Linked DNA regions of Homo sapiens: region 1 is linked to region 2. Evidence: read pairs that join two places in POLR2A ChIA-PET (ENCODE). Cell type or tissue: B cell. All regions are shown on one strand. Links, peaks and the distances in the headings refer to the core of each region. The heading gives the core; the rest is flanking DNA. Region 1 overlaps CA5A (carbonic anhydrase 5A). Region 2 has its middle 24 kb from the start of MIR6775.

Region 1 (4,380 bases), core at 246-4,245, 120 kb before region 2:
TCAGCCTAGGGGTTCAAGGCTGCAGTGATTGACACCACTACACTCCAGCCTGGGTGGCACAGTGAGACCTGATCTCAAAAACGCACTATTCCATTTAATCCCTTTTAAGAACTGGTTTAGCTCAGGCCTGTGAAGGTGAGGACAGGAGCCACAGGACACGCCAGGCCTCTGGGGTGACATCCCCAAGCAAGGGGACTCTGTATTTGGAAGTGCTCTAAGGTTTCAAGAGCAGGATATCCCGAGGATCCTGTCTCTTAAGGAAAAATAAAAATAAAAGATCCAGCTTTCTCTTAGCATGAGGTTATTGCACAGAGAACAGGTGGGGCAGACACACACCAGGGGGTGCAATCATGGGACAGCTGCTTCTTCACTCATAAGCTTTTCTGCATTTTTTTTTTTTTTTTTTTGAGGCAGAGTCTCTGTCCCCCAGGCTGGAGTGCAGTGGCGCGATCTCGGCTCACTACCACCTCTGCCTCCTGGGTTCACGCCATTCTCCTGCCTCAGCCTCCTGAGTACCTGGGATTACAGGCGCCCGCCACCACACCCAGCTGATTTTTATATTTTCAATAATGATGGGGTTTTGCCATGTTGGTCAGGCTGGTCTCAAACTCCTGACCTCAAGTGATCCACCCACCTTGCTTCCGAAAATGCTGGGATTACAGGCGTGAGCCACTGTTCCTGACCTCTGAACTGTTTTCGATTAATGGCTCTTACTTTAAAAATGACAATCAAAGCAGTTTGAAATGAGCCTCGAGGAAGTAGGTAGAGGGGCTGCCACTCTGCTTAATTTTCTCCACACTGGGGTCTCATTTCCTCCTTGCCAGAGGGCTTGGAGAGTTGGGCTTCCAAAGCAGCTCCAGTTTCCACAGGACCACTAGGTGGGGTACCTGGGAGTGGGAAGGGAAGTTTCAAGCCCTTCCCGAGAGACAAGAGCCCCACTGCACTCAGCCTGCCTTCCCCACAGCGCCCTCCTCCACCCACCTGCCCTCCCCAAGGTCTATCCAGACTTCCTGTGGCTACTCTGTGACGAGGGCAACACAAAAGTCAAAAACCCATCAACACAGGTGGCATGGGCCCAGAGGGAGTTGCTTCCGGGTGGGAAAGAAAGTCCCCGAGTGGTGCAGAAAGGAGAGGAGCAGGCGAGTACCCTGTGGGCGTGCGTCGCTGCGCAGGGGCCCCCACGCGCCCGTTTCCCGTGGGTCAGTTTCCCATGAGCCAGGACGTGAGGGGTCTCGTGCGGCCGGGTTTCTGCCCTGTCCGTCCAAGACACAGGATGAAGCTCATGCCTCACTCAGGGTCTCCGTCTCTCTCCCTGCAGTGCACCCACTCTGGACGGTCCCGGTCTCCGTGCCAGGGGGCACCCGGCAGTCTCCTATTAACATCCAGTGGAGGGACAGCGTCTATGACCCCCAGCTGAAGCCACTCAGGGTCTCCTATGAAGCGGCATCCTGCCTGTACATCTGGAACACTGGCTACCTCTTCCAGGTGGAATTTGACGATGCCACCGAGGCATCAGGTGAGTGCCAGCTGGGGCTCGAGGGCTTTGTCCTCTCCCGTTGTTCTGGCAGCAGGGTCAAGAGCTTCGCGGAGAAGGGGGAGGAGAGCAGGAAGGTGCTGCTTTCCTTGTGCTGCTGGGGCAGGGACAGAGACTCGCTTGAGGGAGGACACACCTGGGGGATGGTGTGAAGGTTCTCGAGGGGACAGGAGCCTGGTGCTCACTTTACAGATGAGAATACCGCCGGCACCTGCATGCACACAGGTGCACCTAGCAAAGAAAATCCCCTTCCCGTGGGGCTCGCCTTGCAGCGGGTGGGAGGAAGAGACAAGCTCATTGAAATGCGAACACTTTGCGCGTCGGAAGAGGAACTCAGAAGGCAGCGGTGGCTGGACGCCCACGCTGGCCTTGATCATCTAGGCAGAGGCCTGCAAGGAAGTTGGGTCCACAGCAGGGCAGGGGCATTGGGAGCCTGGAAATGAGACCACTGCAGGCTTCAGCAGGCAGTGACCTGGCCGACATTTTATTTTATTTTATTTTATTTTATATTGAGACAGAGTCTTGCTCTGTCATTCAGGATGGAGTGCCATGGCGCAATCTCAGCTCACTGCAACCTCTGTCTCCTGGTTCAAGTGATTCTCCTGCCTCAGCCTGAGTAACTGGGATTACAGGTGTCTGCCACCATGCCCAGCTAATTTTTGTATTTTTAGCAGAAATGGGATGTCGCCATGTTGGCCAGGCTGCTCTCGAACCCCTGACATCAGGTGATCTGCCCACCTTGGCCTCCCAAAGTGCTGGGGTTACAGGCGTGAGCCACCGCGCCCGGCCCTCGCTGACCTTTTAAATGCATCCCACAGCTGCTGTGAGGACAGACTGAGCAGGCGGCTGGAGGGGAGCAGGGGTTAAATAGGAGGCAGTCCGGGGAGATGCAGGTGGGAGACGGTGGTGGAGGGACGGGGTGGGCTGGGAGGTGACTTGAGAGGTCCTGAAAGCCACCAAGCCCTTACTGGGTTCCAGCGCTTGGCCAAGGGCTTCTGCGGATCATCTCTTCAAACCTTCACCATGATTCTCGGAAGTTCCAGGCAGATGCTCTGAGGTATGGGAAGGTTCTCTCTATGCCTATTATGTTTGCATTTTTATCAGGACTGGCTGCCAGGTCCTACCTGGTGTTTTCCCAGCACCAGCTGGTGTCACTGTAAGCTGCTTTCATGCGGAACGCCTGCTCTCCCTCCTGCTGCGAGTCTGGAATTGGGCCACGTGCTGGGTATCAGGTGCCTATGTGAACAGCTCCCAATAAACCCTTGGGCACTGAGTTGCTAGTGAGCTCCTCTGGTACAGAACACGTCACACTGGTTCAGTGTTGCGGCTGGTTTAGGGGAGAATTAAGTCCGTCCTGTCCGTCTTCCCTGGTGAGGACTCCAGAAGCTCCTGCCTGGGGCCCTCCGGACAGCCCAGACACCTCTTCGCGTGGCTGATCTCGCTCTGCGTCCTTTTGCTGAATGTAGCTTAGCTCTGAGGGTGGCTCTGTGCTGGACCCAGTGACTCTTCCTGGGGAATCATCAAACCTGGGGGCCCCAAAGCAGCCGCAGCCACAGCTCCACATCCTCTCCGGCAGGCATCCCATCTGCCTCCTCCCGGGTGCGTCCCACGTGCCTGGGGATCTTGCTCACTCACTGTTGCTCCCATGAGGATGTAACTCCGCTGGGGCAGGTCTTTGTCTTATTTGATATTTTATGCGCCAGGCCTCCTAGGCACTCAGCAAATTGACGGATGAACAGAGTTGAAGGCATAAATGAGCCTCCTTTTCTTCCTCTGTGATTGGGGAGAGAAGGGATGGCCACTGCAAAGGCTGCAGGGAGAGAATCGAGGCCACCCCAGGCCGGCACTCAGCACCACATCTGCCCAGAAACTCCCACATGGCTGCCAGCATGCCCGGACCTGCTTCCACGCTTCTGCGTTATCCAAGCGGGACCAACAAGCGGGACGCTGCCCCCACGCTCACCTTCATGCCCTCTCGCTGTGCATGCGGAGGCAGCATTCACCTTCCTTACACTAAACATGCTCACCGGGGCTTCCCCAGCTCCTGCTGTCACGGGGAGGTCTGCCCAGCTGCGTCCCAGCTTCGTCATGACATGGTGCTTGCATTTCAGCCACTTAAATCTGCATATGCCTAGAAATTCTCAACACAGGGGACCTCAGTGAGCAGGCACGGTGCCCACGGATGAGTGCGCTGAGCCGTATGTGCAGGCCTTCCTGGAGCCCGGGGAGAGGCACCCCATGGAGAGTAGAGGCCCAGCCTGAGCCTGCTCCTGCCTCTAATGCACCTGCTGTTGGGGGCAGGGCGTGAGAGCTTCTTCTCTGTGCCAGGCCCTACACAGTGCATCGCAAACACCACGGCTTGGTCCTTCCAGTGTCTCTCTCTCCTTTCGAAGGTGAGAAGGAGCCACGCTGCCTGTATGCTCAGTGCCATTCACGGTTGCTTCATCAGGCTCCACTGCAACCCCCGCGGATGCTTCCCGTGTGGGGCTTGCTGAGTGCCAGCAGCAGTAACCCCAACTCCAGCCAACGTAAGCAAAGTGCAACTTCTTGGAAGGACAAGACCAGCTCGGAGAAGAAGAGGGAAAGTGGGACAACCAGATCTTGGGAGGCACAAACCAGGCCAGCTTCGGGGACCAGGGAGCAGGGATTTTTGCATTCATTTATTCAGTTGCCAATGGTTTTTCTCCCCTTGTTGGTCTGTTCCAAGTTCAAATGCCCAAGAAGCAACTCAGATTGGCTTTTCAGTTTTAATGTGGTTATATTATTTAAAAATTCTTCATGCAGCCACTTCAAAATATTGAAAAACCAAAAATAGTTCCTGAACTTTTAATTGTTTGGGTTAATAT
Region 2 (4,353 bases), core at 354-4,353:
GTAGAGACAGGGTTTTCATCATGTTGGCCAGGCTGGTCTCAAACTGCTGACCTTAAGTGATCCACCGCCTCGGCCTCCCAAAGTGCTGGGATTACAGGTGTGAGCCACCATGCCCGGTCTAAGGGGGAATCTCTTTGGAGGAGAAGAAAACAGTGTCAAGAAAACCCAAAGACTGTCTTGGGAGCAGCCGCTGCAGGACCTACAAGGCTTTCCCTGTGGGTCTATGAGAGGGTTCGTGTTCACCAACCAAGGATGGGTGAGGATGGAAGGAGACCTTGGGGCCGCCGCTGGGGGCCACAGAGCAGAGTCAAAGTTTAGTAGAGGCCATGGGTTTGGGTTAGACACCTGTAAGACCCTTTGCAACCTGGGATTCCAGGTCGCCAGGAGAAAGAGAGATAGGGTAGGGTAATAGTCAAGGTCTCAGGTTCCAGAAACCTCTCTGGCCATGACTTCCACACTGAGATGGCTCAGGTCCAGATGTCACAAGGGACACATGTTCCTGTCTTGGCAGTAGCCAGGCAACCGCCCCCAGGTAACAGATCCCACAACAAAAGTGTAACCAGAATGCTTGGCAAACAGCAGCTCTGTTCAGTGTCTCAGGCCCCAGCAGCCTGGGCTGGGGGTGGCTTCCTGCGGCAAGTGCTTCCTCCCGGGCCCATCCGTTCATTTTCCCCATGTTTTCCCAACTCACTCATCACCTGGTCTCTGCTGCCTCTTGCTTCAAAGGCTGCAATCACACAGCGGCAGCTTATCAATCACTCTCTCGGCCCGGAGCGGAGCAGCCCAGCCGGGCCTGTGTGGAGGGTTCAGAGAATAGCTCCGTAGGAGGGTGTCTGGCATTTGCTCACTCCCCAGGTGAGGCTGGAGACATGTAGCGGTGCTGTGAGTGCGATGGTTTGAATTCAAGCTATCGCAAAATGTTTCAACGTTCCCTATGAGAAGATGTAAAGACAATGTAACGTTTGATGTGACTGAACATTCATTATCACTGTGCACTTATAAATAACTCTCTAGGGCCGGGTGCGGTGGCTCACACCTGTAATCCCAGCACTTTAGGAGGCTGAGGCGGGCAGATCATGAGGTCAGGAGATCGAGACCATCCTGGCTAACACGGTGAAACCCCGTCTCTACTAAAAACACAAAAAATTAGCCGGGTGTGGTGGCAGGTGCCTGTAGTCCCAGCTACTTGGGAGGCTGAGGCAGCAGAATCGTTTGAACCTAGGAGGCAGAGGTTGCAGTGAGCCAAGACTGCACCACTGCACTCCAGCCTGGCAACAGAGCAAGACTCAGTCTCAAAAAAAATAACAATAATAGCCATTCTGACTGGTGTGAGATGGTATCTCATTGTGGTTTTGATTTGCATTTCTCTAACAGTGATATTGAGTTTTTTTTCTTATGTTTGTTGGCTGCATGTATGTCTTCTTTGGGAAAGTGTCTGTTCATGTACTTTCCCCACTTTTAAATGGGGTTGTTTTCTTCTTCTATATTTGTTTAAGTTCCTTATAGATGCTGCATTTTAGACCTTTGTCAGATGCATAATTTGCACATATTTTCTCCTATTCTGTAGGTTGTGTGTTTACTCTGTTGATAGTTTCTTTTGCTGTGCAAAACCCTCCTACAGAGCTCTTCTCTGAGTCCTGCACACATGCCCGCCTGGGCTGCTCCGCTCCGGGCTGAGAATCCATAGGGTAAGAGTCGGATTGACAAGCTGCCGCTGTGTGATTGGAGCCTTCGAAGCAAGAGGCAGCAGAGACCAGGTGATGAGTGAGTTGGGAAAACATGGGGAAAATGAATAGATGGGCCCGGGAGGAAGTACTTGCAGCAGGATCTAAGTTTAATTAGATCCCACTTGTCAATTTTTGCTTTGTTGCAATTGCTTTTGGCGTCGTCTTCATGAAATCTCTGCCCGTTCCTGGGTCCAGGATGGTATTGCCTAGGTTGTCTTCCAGGGTTTTGATAGTTTTGGGTTTTACGTTAGGGTCTCAATCCCTCTTTTTTTTTTTTTTTTTTTTTTGAGTTGGAGTCTCACTCTGTTGCCCAGGCTGGAGTGCATGGTGTGATCTCTGCTCACTGCAACCTCCGCCTCTCGGGCTTAAGCAATTCTCCTGCCTCAGTCTTCTGAGTAGCTGAGACTACAGGCGTGTGCTACCATGCCTGGCTAATTTTTGCATTTTTAGTAGAGATGGGGGCTTCACCATGTTGGCCAGGCTGGTCTCGAACTCCTGACTTCAGGTGATCTGCCCACCTCGGCCTCCCAAAGCGTTGGGATTACAAGCGTGAGCCACTGCACCTGGCCTTCCCTGGCTTGTTTTCTAATCGGCGCCCAGCACTGGAGCCGCCCGAGCTCATGACAGGTTTTAGGTGAAAGGACCTGACTTCTTCCTGCAGCAGAAGAGGCTCTGCTGCCACCCAAGGTCCACCTGGGGCTGCAGTGGGGTGCAGGGGCCCCCCCGATCACACCCATCCCTCTATGCTGCTCCGTCCCAGCCCCAGGTGCTCATTACCTCAGCAGAATCACTTCCCCATTTGGCAGTTTTGCATCAAAGTACTCAGAGAATTGGGGAATTTGGAGCTTTACTGTGGTTGGGCAAAGCCGAGGGTGCTGGCTGAGAGGAGAAGGTGGGTCTCCAGGGCCTGGGGACAGTCCTGCAGGCAACCACGCTGCGGCCAGAGTCACCAGCACCTGTGGGCTGCTTCAAAGACCCCACGTGGGAGGAGACCATTTTCTCTCTTCTGGCTCTTCTGAGGGAGGGGTGTGTGGGGCAGAGCTGCCCCCTCCCACTCACAGCTGTTGGGCTCCCTCTGCCCATCTCTGTGCCGCGGCCTGAGCCCTACAGCCTGCTTCAGGGGCTCTCTTGTCCAGGGAATTGCAGTGGGGCCATTGGAGAAAGAACAGAGCGCTGGCCGGGCGCAGTGGCTCACGCCTGTAATCCCAGCACACTGGGAGGCCAAGGCAGGTGGATCGTGAGGTCAGGAGTTCGCGATCAGCCTGGCCAACATAGTGAAACCCCGTCTCTACTAAAAATACAAAAATTAGCTGGGTGTAGTGGTGCGTGCCTGCAGTCCCAGTTACTTGGGAAGCTGAGGCAGGAGAATCACTTGAACCCAGGAGGCGGAGGTTGTGGTGAGCTGAGATCATGCCACTGCACTCCAACCTGGGCAATAGAGCAAGACTGTCTCAAAAGAAAAAAAAAAACGAAAGAGTGCTCAGTGTGCACGCTGCTGCCCCTGCCCATGGTTTGGGAGTGGCTGTGCTTCTCTACAGCTGTGTGGGTGAGTTGCAGCCTACAATATGCTCGAGTCCTAACCCCGGTATCTGTGAATGTGACTCTGTTTGGAAACAGGGTCTTTGCGGATGTGATTATCTAAGATGAGTCATACTTACCGAGGGGCCGTCCCTGAACCCAATGCCAGGTGTCCTTATAAGAAGGGGGAAATTTGGACACAGACACAGAGGAGAGACTGTGTGAGGGGGAAGGCAGGGATTGGAGCGATGCAGCCAGGCACCAAGGGACTCTGGGGGCCACCAGGAGCCGGAAGAGGAAGGAAGGAGCCTCCTCTAGAGCCTCTGGAGGGAGCAGGCCCTGCTGACAACTTGATTTTGGACTTTAGTTCTCCAGGATTGCAGGACCCTCAGTTTCTGTTGTTAGAGCCACCTGTTTTGTGGAAGCTAATGATAGCAGTTCCAGGACACGAATGCCACAGCTGTGAACAGGTTCTAGGAGAATTGCCACCCCAGAAGCGGAAATGATGATCCAGGTGCCTATGCACCTCCCTGCTCCCAGAAGGAACTTGTGCTCAGATCTCCTGCGGGGACCCCGCTGACAACGTTGATCCAAAATCATGCCACTGCACCCCAGCCTGGGTGACAGAGCGAGATTCTGTCTCAAAAAAAAAAGAATACCAGTGGCACAGGACATGGTAAAATGGTTGAGTTATGGGATAGCGGGTGTTAGGGAAACCTCTGGAAATCATACTGGACTTGGGCTTCAACTAGTGTTCAGCATTGGTTTATGGTCCTCTCTTTCCCTTTCTCCTTTCCTTCCACCCCTTCCTTCTTTCTTCTTTGTGTACAGTCACATACACTGAAGCAAACTACCTACGAGGCACCACTTCATGAGTTTTGCCAGACACATACACTTGTTAACCCGAATCCCTATCAAGATAAAGAACATTGTTTAAAATCTTTTAAAAAACAGATTCCTGACCAGGTGTGATGGCTCATGCCTGTAATCCCAGCAGTTTTGGAGGTCAAGGTGCACCCGGCCAATTTCACATTTAAAAAAGAAAAACACATTTTTTACTTCCTTTTAAAAAAATGAAAGATTTAGTAATCTGGGGCTCACCATCCTC

Evidence for each region. ChIA-PET counts read pairs that join two places held together with the same protein. Peaks named below come from ENCODE experiments on the same cell type or tissue, not always from the same donor. Only the 100,000 strongest peaks of a DNase experiment are listed, where the experiment ranks them.
Region 1: POLR2A ChIA-PET joins it to region 2 with 6 read pairs; 3 of 35 experiments call an interaction of 5 or more read pairs at or near these places.

What each region holds. Positions count from the first base shown.
Region 1 is chr16:87,923,884-87,928,263 of GRCh38, reverse strand. It overlaps CA5A (carbonic anhydrase 5A), which reads left to right. Exons shown (of 7, transcript NM_001739.2): 2 at 1,319-1,516. Among named protein-coding and RNA genes, the nearest start is that of CA5A, 10 kb to the left of the region's middle. RefSeq lists an enhancer at 3,422-3,661. In B cell, for the core only: a CTCF peak has its summit at 3,680; DNase peaks (open chromatin) are centred at 1,020, 1,803, 2,723 and 3,623; H3K4me3 peaks cover 255 bases.
Region 2 is chr16:87,808,704-87,813,056 of GRCh38, reverse strand. No RefSeq gene overlaps it. Among named protein-coding and RNA genes, the nearest start is that of MIR6775, 24 kb to the left of the region's middle. RefSeq lists enhancers at 2,682-2,861, 3,532-3,591. In B cell, for the core only: no CTCF peak of the experiment used is centred there; DNase peaks (open chromatin) are centred at 2,506 and 3,336; H3K4me3 peaks cover 518 bases; H3K27ac peaks cover 1,745 bases.